Linked DNA regions of Homo sapiens: all the other regions are linked to region 2. Evidence: chromatin loops called from intact Hi-C (ENCODE). Cell type or tissue: IMR-90. All regions are shown on one strand.

Region 1 (5,000 bases), 130 kb before region 2:
GCCTTGAACTCCTGGTCTCAAGTGATCCTCCCACCTTGGCCTCCGGAGTAGCTGAGACTATAGGCCCACACCACCATGCCTGGCTATTTAAAAAAAACATTTTGTAGAGATGAGGTCTTGCTACGTTACCCAAGCTGGTTTTGAACTCCTAATCTCAAGTGATCCTCCTGCCTCAGCCTCCCAAAGCACATTGGGATTACAGGTGTGAGCCACAGTGCTGGCCTTTTTTCTTATGTTAAAATAATGTTGAGAAACAAATGTTATTAGGAAGATTTAAGTAACAAATAACCTTCTGAAACCATCTGGATAGCCCTGCTTTCTCCTTTTTTTTTTTTTTTTTTTAGATGGAGTCTTGCTCTGTCACCCAGGCTGGAGTACAGTGGCGCAATCTCGGCTCACTGCAACTTCTGCCTTCTGGGTTCAAGCAATTTTCTTGCCTCAACCTCCTGAGTAGCTGGGATTACAGGCGGATGCCACCACACCCAACTAATTTTTGTATTTTTAGTAGAGACAGGGTTTCACCATGTTGTCCAGGCTGGTCTCGAACTCCTGACCTCAAGTGATCTGCCCACCTCAGCCTCCCAGAGTGCTGGGATTACAGGCATGAGCCACCATGCCCTGTGGCTTTGTCCTTTTAAGTTGACTTGGGGGACTGGGTTGGTGGTCTTCTTCCACATTTAGGCTCTTTTTATCTTCTCAGTCCTAATATGTTCTTCCCTTTATCAAAAATCAACTCCTGCTCTTTTCTTTTTTTGTCCAGAAATGTCTGAATGTCTGGGCAGTCTCCTGGTATCATTTACTGTATTCTAAATAGTATTTTTTTTTTTTTTTTTGAGACGGAGTTCCACTCTTGTTGCCCAGGCTGGAGTGCAATGGTGTGATCTTAGCTCACAGCAACATCTGCCTCCCGAGTTCAAGTGATTCTCCTGCCTCAGCCTCCCAAGTAGCTGGGATTACAGGCATGTGCCACTACGCCTGGCTAATTTTGCAATTTTAGTAGAGACAGGGTTTCTCCATGTTGGTCAGGCTGGTCTCGAACTCCCAACCTCAGGTGATCTGCCTGCTTCGGCCTCCCAAAGTGCTGGGATTGTAGGTGTGAGCCACCGCACCCGGCCTTGTATTCTAAGTAGTATTTAATAATCTGTCCCTTTTTTTTTTTTTTTTTTTTTGAGACGGAGTCTTGCTGTGTTGCCTAGGCTGGAGTGCAGTGGTGTGATCTCGGTTCACTGCAACCTCTGCCTCTCGGTTCAAGCAATTCTCCTGCCTCAGCCTCCTGAGTAACTGGTATGCACCATCATGCCTGGCTAATTTTTGTGTTTTTAGTAGAAATGGGGTTTTACCATGTTGGCCAGGCTGGTCTTGAACCCCTGACCTCAAGTGATCCACCCAACTCAGCCTTCCAAAATGCTGGGATTACCAGCGTGAGCCACTGCACCTGGCCAATAATCTGTTCTTTTATACGCTATTTGGAATTTATCCTTATGCCTCTTATTTTCTTTTTATTGCCAATTGTGAACTATCTTGACAAAGGTATACTGCTGGAATATATTATTTCATTAATAAAAATTCTAACATGGGCATTATAAACTACATACCTCCAATTCTTCAATAAATGTAGCCAAGTCTTCTTTCCACAAATCTGATGGACTCTTTCTTTTTAATGTGTCCAGCTCTTGTTCCTTCATAAGATAATTACAAAATTGAGTTAATATATGTATACAAGCAGCATTTTCATGCAACACACAATTTTACTTTTACCATTAGAATAGAACAAAACTAAGCAGCATGTACCATCCTACTATCAACTCACTTTTTCATTTCTTAGCCTGCAGAGTTCATCTTTCTTTTCCTTGGTTAAATACCAAAGGGGCATATCAAGAAGATAGTTGAAGGTTGGTCCAGAATCTGTTACGGAGTCACTCTTTTCAGTTTCCTTTTCGTTGTCACTCTCTTCATTTTCTTCTTCATCTGGAACCTAAAGGATTAATTAAAATCTAGCTTTATTAGAAAATGTGAAACATAAACATTGTACAATACATAGTCTTTAACAATATAGAAAAGTGCCACCCAAGATTACCTTTTGCTGGGCTTCTTTCCAGGCCTTCACAGGATCCGAATCATATCCCCTCTGAATCAGAACTTTAATTAATTCTTTCTTAGGCTTATTTTCTATTTTTAAAAAAGTAAACAGAGATAATGATTTTGAGTAATATTTTAGGAAGGGGATAAGGTTTTACACAAGTCAAAAGTTTAAAACTGGAAATTAAACTGTCTTCGTGCTTGCATAAATTTGTATATCCCGGTATACAGGCAAGTCTCCCTAAACCATTGACAAATGTAAATTACCACAAGGGGGCAGTCAAATCATATATGATCAAATCATTTTTTTTTGGAGACAGGGTCTCTCTCACTCTTGTGTCCAGGCTGGAGTGCAGTGGCACTACCTAGGCTCACTGCAGCCTTGACCTCCCCAGCTCAAGTGCTGAGATTACAGGCATGCGCCACCACACCCAGAGAGTAGAAGCCATTCGTAATCTTCCTGCCTTTTTTTTTTTTTACCATCAGATTTATTATCTCTTCTCTGTCTCTTTTATTTTCTGTTCCTGTAGACATGATTAGTGTATCTATTCTCTTGGTCAATCAGTTTATGCAAGGTCTTCTAGCTCTCTATTCTCCTCATGTCTAATTGTCAACTAAATCTTGATTTCTCAAGATGCTCAGTCAAGGAAACATCATCTCTTTCAAACTATAAATACCTAATCAGATATTTTAAAGAAATGCGTGTATAAGTGACCAGGTGAATTAAATGGATTTTGCCTCTTTCTCCACCATTACTCTCACCAAAAATGTTTAAAGAAAGTTTGGCGTAACTAGAGTTTTAGTAAGCAGTTATTATTCCCAAAACATACCAATGATTATTTTGCCATCTATTTTCTCTAAGATAAAGCGAGCCTGATTATTCAGTTTAGCAGATTCAGCACCAAGCATTCCTAGGAGCCATTCTTTTCTTAATCCATAATATTTAAGTCTGAGTTCAAAAAAGTCTCTTAGAATATCCAACACCGTGTCATATTTCTTTAAACAGCCTACGTGGTCAAAAAGCACCTGAAAAAGGAAAACAAGATTAGAGCCAAGAATAGACAAATTGGCTAAACTTTATAAAGGTAGACTAAGATATACTTTTAAAATTGATATTAATCTTTAATATAAATTGAAACGTGTACATCTCACAAAACAAATACATACCATAGAGTTGCATGTGAGACTAGTTTGGAGTTTGAAGACTTTGTGTAGTCCAACTCTCTCTGCCTCTGCCAGTTTTTCTTCAGTCATCTTCACAACAAATTTCACAGTGGTATCTGTATGGTATTCCCTATAGTCTGTTATGAGAGGAGGTGTCTTCTCGGTGCCATTCAACATGGGTTCTAGAACTTGTTCTTTGTATGTCTAAAGAAAGAAATAATCCTGAAGTTTCTAAAATATAGGCTTCTGAATAGTCAACAGCAATAGTACAAAAGGTATTTCTTTTGATCACAAACCTAAAAAAGAAATCCATAATTATTTACCTGGGTCCATGTTCTGACGGGAAGCTCTGAGATTTCAATGGTTGTAGAATTAAGAATAGCTACTTCACCACTAATCACATATTGATTTGGAGCCAGTTCTTCAATAGTACCCTTGAAGTTCTTGTAACTTGGAAGCTAAATTGGCATTTAAAAAAACAGTATGTTTTCTAAATGTGATACTAGACGGAAATCACAACAGCGTTTAACAATAAATCTAAAGTATGAAATTAAATTTTATGTTTGCATCATCTTTAATCATACAATCTATTCAACTGAAACCCAAGGAAAAGTTAAGGCTCTTAACACACACAGAATACTTACCATTGGCAAAGGTTCTTCTCCATCCATCAAACGCCTGATGTTATTTACAATTTCACGCACATCAAAGTTGGGGATTTTGCAGGACCACCCAGTACCGATTCCTTCAGCACCATTTATCAGCACCATGGGAATAATAGGAATGTACCATTCAGGCTCAACACGCTGGTTGTCATCATATAAAAACTTCAACGTGTGATCATCTTTTGGTGGAAATAACAATCGAGCCAAAGAGCTAAAGAAAAGAAACAAAGAATGTTATTTTACAAAAATACTGAATTTCACACTTAACTTTTATGGAAAGGACATGTATTATACATGAAAATTATCTTGGTTTTACTTGCTGACTAATATACATTTAACAATATTTATTGAGCACTTGCTATGTGTCACGCACATGGACATAAAGTCTCAATCCTCAAGGAGCTCACAGTCCAGTAGAAGTTTGCAATTAACACATATTTTGTTAGGTGGTGGGATAAACAAGAGAAGAAAAAGTGGGAAAGTGACTGAAGAGGTGCTAAGGAAAGTTAAGCCGTTTCTGATAGGAAAACATTTGAGCAGAGAAAAGACACTGAGGGCGCCAGGTGCAGTAACTCGCGCCTGTAATCCCAGCACTTTGGGAGGCTGAGGGAGGCAGATCACCTGAGGTCAGGAGTTCAAGACCAACCTGGCCAACATGGTGAAACCTCATCTCTACTAAAAATATAAAATTAGCTGAGCATGGTGGCGTGTACCTGTAATCCCAGCAACACGGGAGGCTGAGGCAGGAGAATCACTTGAACCCAGGAGGCAGAGGTTGCAATGAGCCGAAATTGCGCCACTGCACTCCAGCCTGGGCAAAAAGAGCAAAACTCCATCTCAAAAGAAAAAAAAACAACAAAAAACAAACTGAGGGACTGAACCATGTGGATATCTAGAGAAAGAGTGTTGCAGGCAAAGGAACCAGTAAGTAAAAGGCCCTGAAGAGGAAATGTGCTCGGTATATTTGAGTATAGGCCAAGGACAGTGTGGCTGGAGAGGAGATGGTATGAGAAGGAATCAAAAGACATGGAAGGTGGGGACACGGATCACATAATGTCTGGTTAGCTAAAATAGGTCTTTAGATTTTACTCT
Region 2 (5,000 bases):
CGTGTGGAGAGCGAACAGAAAGGCGAGTTGAGCTTGGAGAAAGCAGGCGGAGCCACATCTGGCCAGGCCTTGTTGGGCTGGTTAAGAATTCAGCCTAAAGCAATGGTAATGGCCTGGGGCAGGCACCAACTGAACCTTTTTCAAAGGCGAGTCCTGAGTTGCCTCCCTCCTCTGATGTTTGATCTCTGAAGGTGCCCATGTTGCCTCCATCCTGCCACCCACCCCACCCCCAATCTGGCAAAAAGCCACTCACTCACCCAGCAGGGACTTTCCACTAAGTCTGGTGGGGGCGGGGGACCAGGGGGACCAGGGGGCTGTTGCTTGAGAGAAATGGGTGTGGGCATTTACCAACGGATTTAGAAAGTTTCCATATTAGACAAGTAACTTGAGAAAATACTGTTTTTGTTATTGAGAAGATGCTATAAATGTTCAAGTATGTGGTAGGCATACCACGCGTCCTTGTGTAATCCCCTCCCCTGAGTGTAGGCTGGACCTGGTGACTTGCTCCTAATGAGTAAAATATGGTAAAAGTGGGGGAATGTCACTTTTGAGATTAGACTATACAAAACTGGGACTCCCCTCCTGCTCACACTCTTCGAGACTTCTTTCTTATGTGTTCTGATGAAGCAGCTGCCATGTTGGAGGCTGCCCCATGGAACGGCCAACGTGCTGAGGAACAGAGGGCACAGGCAGTGAAGGGCATCGGGGCCTTGAATCCAGTGGTCCACGAGGAACTGAATCCTGCCAGCAACCACTCGAGTAAGCTTGGTATTGGGTCCCCAATTGAGCCTTGAGATGACTCCAGCTCAGCTGACAGCTTGACTGCAGCCTGCAGAGGTGCTGAAGTGGAGGACTCAGCTAAGCTGCACCTGGATCTGTGACCCACAGAAACTGTGAGATGATAAAAGTTGTTGTTTCAAGACACTGAGCTTTAGGGTACTTTATTATGCATCAAGAGGCAACTAGTACAAAGTATAATTTGGAGGAGACCAGCCATACCTGTACCCTCCTTAAGTATACATTTGTATAAGTTGAAATCATGGTGGGTGCACTAATTTTGAAGTCTTAAAAAATCACTTATCATTATGGGGGAGATATCATTCATCAGGGTCCATGGTCTGTGTATGTATCAGAGTCTGGCCAGAAAACAGAAACCACACCAGGTATCTTAACAAAATTTAATATGATGAATTAGATGGCTTAATAACAAGTACAGTGTGAAAGGTGAAAATCATCAATAACCAATCATCAAAATCACTCTCAGAAAATGTCATACATCATCAGGACCTGTGGCCTTGGAAACTCAAAAGCCAAGAATTATTGAGCTTATTGTGTTTGTTGCATTTAAGCTTCTCTTCTGTTCCTTTGTGGTGTCAGAGGCTGAGTTTATTTTGAACATGAACAGAGAGACTTCTCTCTCCTTGACAAGCGTGATTTGTTGAATTAGCTAGTTAGGTGGGAGTGTAGTGGTGATACACTGTGTAGTAGAAGCATTCTCCATGTTTCCATTCCCCATCACAGTCACACAGCTGTGGATTTCCAGGCCTGATTGTCCATTGTGTTGATGTCCCAGTTTATTAAACCACTTCCTTATTGTGGTTCCCAGTTTTTGACCTTTAAAGAAAGACTTCAATGCACACATGTATGCAGATAACACTTGGCTTCGTTTGGATAATTTCCTTGGAATAATTTCCCAGGGAAAGAGATTACTGGGTCAAAGGGGGAGGAAGAGCTTCATGCCTTTTGCTGGTAATTGCTTTACTGCTTTCCAAAGGCACTATACCAACCCAGCATCGACAGTTTATAGTGGATGAGGGGTCAGCTTCAGGGCACCAAGTTATTCACTCTTAGGAAATCAGCTTCCAGGTCCTTCATCAACCACCCAAAAGGGCCTGTAGATGTGAGAAGTGGAGTCCAGCACAGAGAATCCCGGGCTGAGAAGTAGGATGTCTGAAAGTCCAGCCTCGAGGCAGCAGAGTGAGCAGTTAACAGTATGACCTATGGACAACAGATCCTGAGTTCGAATTCTGCCTTCACCACTAAGTGACCCTGGGCAAGTTACTTAATTTTTCTAAGTCATTAGTTTTTTCATCTATAAAGCAGGAATTATAGCAACACTAAGCCTTGAGGAGGTGAGAGGAAGATTAAACGAGTCATGACATGTGAAGTGCTTAGACCAGGGACTAGCACTTGGTAAATATGTAGAGTGAGTGGTATTACCATTTCTATTATTCAGACGGAGACTCCATCTCCATCAGCCCTGCTTCTGTAGTGGCTGACCACCTCCTCTTCTGGGTTTCCACGTGAGACCCCACCCTGGTTCTTCAGTTTTTCCTGGGATCTCGTCTCTCTGAGACCAAGAAGCAGTCTTAGCTTTGAGATATTGAGTTGGATGGTCCTTGAATGCCCCCTTGTGGACAGCTGGCTTTCTTTCACTCTTTCAGCTGAAGAGGAAAACTGGCTGTGTGTGTGTGTGTGTGTGTGTGTGTGTGTGTGTGTGTGTGTGTGTCTCGGGGTGGGGAAGAAGGTGGGGGAGGCCTCCATGTTTGCAGACAAAACAGGAAATAGCACGTCATGGCATCTTTCTTGCCGGCTAGGAAGGCATGGGTGTATGGGTCTCTGTACACTTACATAAACATGGAGGGGAGCTGCATGTGCTGGTGTGCAGGTGTGTATGTGGGCATACACTTGATACCACTCTCCTTGTTACTGGGGTCTCTCACTGGGTTCTACTGAGACGATGTGATTAATGTGATTTGAAAAATGAAAGCCCTGTGCACACACGAGGACATTGTTATGTAGAATAGCTTGTATAACCATTCGGTTGATCCTTTCACTGATTTGGACATTCAGTCCCACAGTTGTTTATTGAGTACTTACTATGTACCGGGTCTCCTGAGGTCTGGGGAGGCTACAGTGACCAAGACAGAATCTGTTTCCATCCTCTCACAATCCAGTGGGTGAGACAGACAGGTGAGTAAACCTGTGGCGTGCTAGTCCAGCACTTGGTAAATATTCAGTAAATATGAAGAGTGAGTGTTTTTACCATATTCCCAGAGGAGGGGCAGAGCGGCTGTGGAGGGGGAAGGAAGGCTGCCTGGAGGAGGTGACATCTGAGCTGAGCTATGAACTGTGAGTGATCTATCCTCTCCCTGGCTTTGGGGCAGAGGGCTTGGTACAAAAAGCATTAGTGGGGTTTTGGAAGTGCAGGCTGTAACCCCAACTCCCTGAGCAAGTCCTTTTTTTTGGGCCGGAGTTTCCTCCTGGACTAAGTCAGGGGATTTGGCCATGAAAGCCACAGTTTCCATCAACTTTGATGTTTTCTGACCTTTTATTCCCTCAGCCTGAGGAATTCCCATTTCTTCCACTGGTCTTTCATGCCCCATCCTCTTCCCTAAAGAAATGAAAACCAGACTGAGTGATAAAAAGCAGTGAGACATTGGTATACACATGTAGGACACACACACACACTCTCACACACACACACTTTCTCACACTCTCTCTCACACACACACACACACTCACACACACACACACACAGACACACACACTCCTCTATTCCCGCCCTACCCCTGCTCTGCTGGAAACCTCGAGCTGCCTCCCAGGTCAGAGTGGTCTGACAAGGGAGGGGTGGAGTGCAGAGGCAGAGTGGAGGTGAGAGCTCAGCAGACCCAGTTTCTTTTATGCTTGGCCACTCAGGCAGGTCACCTTGGGGAGGTTACTGAGCTTCCCAGAGCCTGCTTCCAGCTCAGCAAAGTACATACCCACCTGGCAGGGCTTCCGTGATGATTAGAGCTGCTATATGCGAAATGCGCCCCCCGGACTCTGTGTAGGACCTAGCAGGCTCTCGGAAAATGGGAGCTGAAAAGTAATGATATTACAAAATATCTAGTGTGGTGGCTCACACCTGTAATGCCAGTACTTTGGGCAGCTAAGGCGGGCAGATCACTTCAGGTCAGGAGTTCAAGACCAGCCTGGTCAACATGGTGAAACCCCATCTCTACTAAAAATACAAAAAAATTAGCCAGGCGTGGTGGCGGGGGCCTGTAATCCCAGCTATTTGGGAGGCTGAAGCAGGAGAATTGTTTGAATCCGGGAGGCTGAGGTTCGCAGTGAGTTGAGATCGTGCCACTGCACTCCGGCCTGGGCGACAGAATGAGACTTCGTCTAGAAAAAAAAAAAAAATCTAGTGTGGGTCAGACTCTTGTGTCTGCAGGAGGGAAAGGTGTGATCTTTCTTCCACTCTGATCTTCACAGTGAGAATGGTCTGGGGAGGATAGCAGACATGTGCCAAGCTCACTGTAGGTGGTGAGGCACTCTGGTTCCAGTTTAGAATGCAATTTATTACTTGGGTCACTTTGGCCGAGTTATTTAACCTTTCTAAGCCTCAGTTTTCTCATCTATAAAGCAGGTACTTTAAAATAGCTCCCTTGTGGAAGTACTGTGAGGATTAAGTGAGATAATAAATGTAAAAACACTTCATGTAGTTCCTGGTATATAGTAAGTGCTCCATAAATTGATAGCTACCTGTATTGGTCAGGATATGCTAACTGGTGTAACAAATAGACCCAAGAATGTGTGATGGCTTAGAGACAATGGAATCTTGTTTCTTGCCCCTCTAATGGTCTAAGAAAATACCAGGTTAGCAGTGAGGCTCAACTAGAGACCAGGTTTCTGACAGCTCTGCCGTTTTTTTTTTTATTTTGAGACGGAGTTTTGCTCTGTTGCCCAGGCTGGAGTGCCGTGGTGCAATCTCGGCTCATTGCAACCTCCACCTCCCGGGTTCAAATGGTTCTCCTGCCTCAGCCTCTCGAGTAGCTGAGACTACAGGTGTGTGCCTGGCTAATTAGCTCTGCCATCTTTAACAGGTATCTTCTGAAATCACTTTGGCCATCGGCTTCTAGCTAGTGGGTGGGGAAGAGAGAGTGGAGAAGGCACATCAGCTTCTTAACTGCTTTGGCCCAGAAGTGCCACTTCAGCTCACATTCCATGGGTGAGAA
Region 3 (5,000 bases), 230 kb before region 2:
ATTAATCCTTTCCCTATCCTCCCCTTCATTTCTGCATCTCTCTAGGAAATATATAAAGCCCCTTTCCTACATTACTGTATAGGTTTTCGGGAATATCTACAGAAGCCTGTTCAAAGATTTTATTGAAAAGAGGAAGAAATAGGGTATTCAGATAAGTTTTTGCAAACCCAGACTCAGGTTTCTTAAATGATTAAAGGCTATAAGCAATGTGACTTTTAAGCAGCGTTTGTTCTCCCTTGTTTCCTACCAGTTATATGAAGCCTACAGTAAAGTCTGTCGCAAACAGCAGGTGGCGGCTGTGGACCAGTCAGAGTGTTTGTCACTTTCAGGGCTCTTGGAAGCCAGGGGCATTTTAGGATTAAAGAGAAACAAGGAAACCCGTTTGACAAAGGTACAACTGCTTTTTTGTGACAGTGTTTTTAATTGTCCTATTTTGTAGAGTGATGCTAAAGTAAAGGTTTATTGTTAAACAAGATGACCACAGTTAGTTAAACAAGTCGTTTTTTGTTAGGTAAGGTTTAAGGTGTGTAAAGATGGGAGTGTGATATGAATATTTTTTCAAGCCATTGGAAAAAAAAGTGTTTAACTTGCTTGCCTTTTGTGAGAAAAAGTTTAATATGGTAGAAGTTTGTATACTGACAACTTTGCTTTTGTGAGTTCCCCAGTGTGAAAAATCCTTTTCTCTTCTTTCCAGGTGTTTTTCAAGATTGAAGAGAAAGAAATAGAACATGCTCTGAAAGATAAAGCTTTAATTGGAAATATCTTAGCTACTGGATTGCCTTAAATTCTTCTCTTACACCCCACCCGAAAGTATTCAGCTGGCATTTAGAGAGCTACAGTCTTCATTTTAGTGCTTTACACATTCGGGCCTGAAAACAAATATGACCTTTTTTACTTGAAGCCAATGAATTTTAATCTATAGATTCTTTAATATTAGCACAGAATAATATCTTTGGGTCTTACTATTTTTACCCATAAAAGTGACCAGGTAGACCCTTTTTAATTACATTCACTACTTCTACCACTTGTGTATCTCTAGCCAATGTGCTTGCAAGTGTACAGATCTGTGTAGAGGAATGTGTGTATATTTACCTCTTCGTTTGCTCAAACATGAGTGGGTATTTTTTTGTTTGTTTTTTTTGTTGTTGTTGTTTTTGAGGCGCGTCTCACCCTGTTGCCCAGGCTGGAGTGCAATGGCGCGTTCTCTGCTCACTACAGCACCCGCTTCCCAGGTTGAAGTGATTCTCTTGCCTCAGCCTCCCGAGTAGCTGGGATTACAGGTGCCCACCACCGCGCCCAGCTAATTTTTTAATTTTTAGTAGAGACAGGGTTTTACCATGTTGGCCAGGCTGGTCTTGAACTCCTGACCCTCAAGTGATCTGCCCACCTTGGCCTCCCTAAGTGCTGGGATTATAGGCGTGAGCCACCATGCTCAGCCATTAAGGTATTTTGTTAAGAACTTTAAGTTTAGGGTAAGAAGAATGAAAATGATCCAGAAAAATGCAAGCAAGTCCACATGGAGATTTGGAGGACACTGGTTAAAGAATTTATTTCTTTGTATAGTATACTATGTTCATGGTGCAGATACTACAACATTGTGGCATTTTAGACTCGTTGAGTTTCTTGGGCACTCCCAAGGGCGTTGGGGTCATAAGGAGACTATAACTCTACAGATTGTGAATATATTTATTTTCAAGTTGCATTCTTTGTCTTTTTAAGCAATCAGATTTCAAGAGAGCTCAAGCTTTCAGAAGTCAATGTGAAAATTCCTTCCTAGGCTGTCCCACAGTCTTTGCTGCCCTTAGATGAAGCCACTTGTTTCAAGATGACTACTTTGGGGTTGGGTTTTCATCTAAACACATTTTTCCAGTCTTATTAGATAAATTAGTCCATATGGTTGGTTAATCAAGAGCCTTCTGGGTTTGGTTTGGTGGCATTAAATGGCAATTTGTGACTGAGACACCAGAGGGCACCCTTATAACATTGACTACTTTGAAAGGGGATGCTTGAGGCTGAGGTAGTTTTGAGGGAAAGGGGGAAGTTCTAGTTTGATTTGTTTGGGAGATTGCTGTCCTTTCATAACTGAAGCAAATGCTTGAAATGTAAACCATGTGTGATACGAATGATCTGAGAGCCAGTGACCAAGTCTGCTTTTCCCTGAGCTCTCCTGCTGCCGCCTCTACCTTTCTGACATGGCCTTCCATTTGGAACTTGATATGTGTACAAGTGATCTGTTGGCCACTGTTTCATTCATCCTGACCACTGTATCCGTGTAATGTGATCTGAGCTACAACAGGTGGTATGGGATAGAGGCAAGGAAAGCAGAGAGAGCCCTCTGAAATGAACACTACCCACTGGTGTGTGTAGCACATGATAGTCTGTAGGCATGAGTCTGAATGTTGTTCTCACACTCCTTTACTAGAGTATTCGTTCCCTCTGAAGGTAGTTTGAACATGGAAACACAGTTCTATACCTAGAAGGTTGGAAAGTGTCTGGGACTATAAGGGTTAACATGCATAATTGCAAAGATTGTCCGAAGGCTGATGGAAAGCAGAGACTGAATGGGATTGAGAACAGATGCGAAGCTTGATTTAAATTACATTTTATTGGATGCTGCAGCCTTAAGAGACGTGACTGCTTTACAGTTTGTTTCCACACTGTGGGCAGCTGCTGTCTGTTCTGTGTCCACAGTAGGATCCTGCCCAATAAGGAGCAGCCTCCCCACCTCATTGTGTTTGAGGCTTGGCGCCTTCCTCTTAACTGTAGGGCTTGAGTCAGGAACATGGCTTGACTCGCAGTGGGGCTGCTATGTATCCTCCCTGGCTTCCAGCCAAAATCACATTGGTAGATTCAAAGGGGCCAAATTTCTTTCCCCTCTATCTTTCCCTTTCCCCTGGTTTTGGAAATAGAGTTTTCTGTCTACTGATTTGTTAGTTTCCTTTTCTTCTCCCCTCACTGTCAATTTCTAGGTCATTGCTGCTCTTAAGACTTTAGCAGTTGGAACAGGGTTGGTTCTGTCAATGATGCATGAAGCAGACTTAGTGTCCCTGCTTGGCTTCTGCTGCCCTTGTGGGAGCAAAAGCTGATATATGTTTGTCAGTAAAGTCTTAAGTGTAATTCAGACTGCTGAGGAAGAAAGCCCTTTCCTTGCTGGCTTTTCTCCCTGAAGCTGAGAGCTTCAGGAAGGTGGTAGGAGTTTTAGTGGGATGGGATGGGATGGGCTTGTGGTTAGCAGTTTTTGCCAGGATCATAGGCTGCTTCACTTAGAGTAGTGGCAAAGATGCTGACCTACATTCTTCCTTTTGAAGGTGATGGAGTGTGTGTCTATATCCTGGTTTATCTCTCTCCCCCACCCCAAGGAAGCTGATTAAGCTTCCATAGAGTGTTGGGTGTTGCCATGGAAAGAGCATAGACAAAATAAATTGTGTGTTTCAACCCCAGAGCTGCCACAGATGTTTCTGGCTCAATGGAGACTTGCCTGTGGCTAGCTAACTCTGCAAGAATGTGTGAGGTCCAGGCTGGGGGTGGTGGCTCACGCCTGTAATCCAGCACTTTGGGAGGCCGAGGCGGGCGGATCACCTGAGGTCAGGAGTTTGAGACCAGTCTGGCCAACATGGCGAAACCCTGTCTCTACTAAAATAAATTAGCCAGGCATTGTGGTGTGTTCCTGTAATTCCAGCTACTGGGAGGCTGAGGCAGGAGAATCGCTTCAACCTGGGAGGCAGAGGTTGCAGTGAGCCGAGATCGTGCCATTGCACTCCAGCTTGGGCAGCAGAATGAGACTGTCTCAAAAAGGAAAAAAAAAAATGCTGGGTGTGATGGCTCATGCCTGTAATCCCAGCACTTTGTGGGGCCAAGGCGGGCTGATCACTTAAGGGTCAGGAGTGCAAGACCAGTCTGGCCAACATGGCGAAACCCTGTCTCTACTAAAAGTACAAAAATTCACTGGGTGCCATGGTACACACCTATAATCACAGCTACTTGGGAGGCTGAGACAGGAGAATTGCTTGAGCCTGGGAGGTGGAGGTTGCAGTGAGATGAGATCATGCCACTGTACTCCAGCCTGGGTGACAGAGTGAGACTCTGTCTCAAAAAAAAAAAAAAAATGTGTGAGGTCTAAGCTACCCAGAGATCAAAAAGTTGGCAGAGCCTTATTCTCTCTGCGCCCCCTCTTTTGCATTGCTCCCTACCTTTACTAAGTGTCCCTTTGAATATACATCAAGCCAGGTGTGGTGGCTCATGCCTGTAATGCCAACACTTTGGGAGGAGGCAGCAGCGGGAGGATTACTTGAAGTCAGGAGCTTGAGACCAGCTTGGGCAATATAGTGAGACCCCCTTACCCTTCTCTACCAAAAAAATCTTAAAAATCAGCTGGGCATGGTGGCATGCACCTGTAGTCCTAGCTACTTGGGAAGCTGAGATGGGAGGATGCTTTGAGCCCAGGAGTTCAACTCGGCATGGGCTATGATCACACCACTGCATTACATCCTGGGTGACAGAGCGAGACCCTGTCTCTATAAAAGACAGAAAGCAGATACACCAATAAGAATGAGAAGTTGGGAATAAGATGTGATTTAGGTTTTATATATATATTATATACATATTATATATATTTTATATATATAATGTATATTATATATAATATACATATTATATATTATATACATATTATTTATATATATATATATATATATTTTTTTTTTAGATGGTGTCTTGCTCTGTCACCCAGGCTGGAGCAGTGGCGCGATCTCTGTTCACTGCAAGCTCCGCCTCCCGGGTTCACACCATTCTCCTGCCTCATCCTGAGTAGCTGGGATTACAGGCACCCGCCACCATGCCCGGCTAATTTTTTTGTATTTTTAGTAAAGATGGGGTTTCACTGTGTTAGCCAGGATGATCTCGATCTCTTGACCTCGTGATCCGCCCGCCTCGGCCTCCCAAAGTGCTGGGATTAGAGGCTTGAGCCACCATGCCTGGCCGGTTATATATTTTTTAAATAT

The links. A loop is a pair of places that touch in the nucleus more often than their neighbours do. Peaks named below come from ENCODE experiments on the same cell type or tissue, not always from the same donor. Only the 100,000 strongest peaks of a DNase experiment are listed, where the experiment ranks them.
Region 1: a loop joins it to region 2, with 9 times the contacts of the local background. A loop is called at or near these places in 60 of 110 quality-filtered maps.
Region 3: a loop joins it to region 2, with 6 times the contacts of the local background. A loop is called at or near these places in 47 of 110 quality-filtered maps.

The regions. Positions count from the first base shown.
Region 1 is chr17:40,396,963-40,401,962 of GRCh38, forward strand. TOP2A (DNA topoisomerase II alpha) reads right to left here. Exons shown (of 35, transcript NM_001067.4): 21 at 3,888-4,119; 22 at 3,567-3,701; 23 at 3,247-3,447; 24 at 2,910-3,105; 25 at 2,078-2,169; 26 at 1,811-1,975; 27 at 1,596-1,679. Among named protein-coding and RNA genes, the nearest start is that of TOP2A, 18 kb to the right of the region's middle. In IMR-90, a CTCF peak has its summit at 2,339 (motif pointing right); a DNase peak (open chromatin) is centred at 2,349.
Region 2 is chr17:40,531,082-40,536,081 of GRCh38, forward strand. It overlaps LOC107985090 (a long non-coding RNA gene), which reads right to left and starts at 3,393. Exons shown (of 2, transcript XR_001752884.2): 1 at 3,329-3,393; 2 at 1,165-1,998. In IMR-90, a CTCF peak has its summit at 2,410 (motif pointing left); a DNase peak (open chromatin) is centred at 2,420; H3K27ac peaks cover 2,511 bases.
Region 3 is chr17:40,301,218-40,306,217 of GRCh38, forward strand. It overlaps CDC6 (cell division cycle 6), which reads left to right. Exons shown (of 12, transcript NM_001254.4): 11 at 251-391; 12 at 695-3,440. The coding sequence ends at 784. Among named protein-coding and RNA genes, the nearest start is that of RARA, 5.5 kb to the right of the region's middle. In IMR-90, CTCF peaks have their summits at 296 (motif pointing right) and 1,965 (motif pointing right); DNase peaks (open chromatin) are centred at 2,014 and 3,454.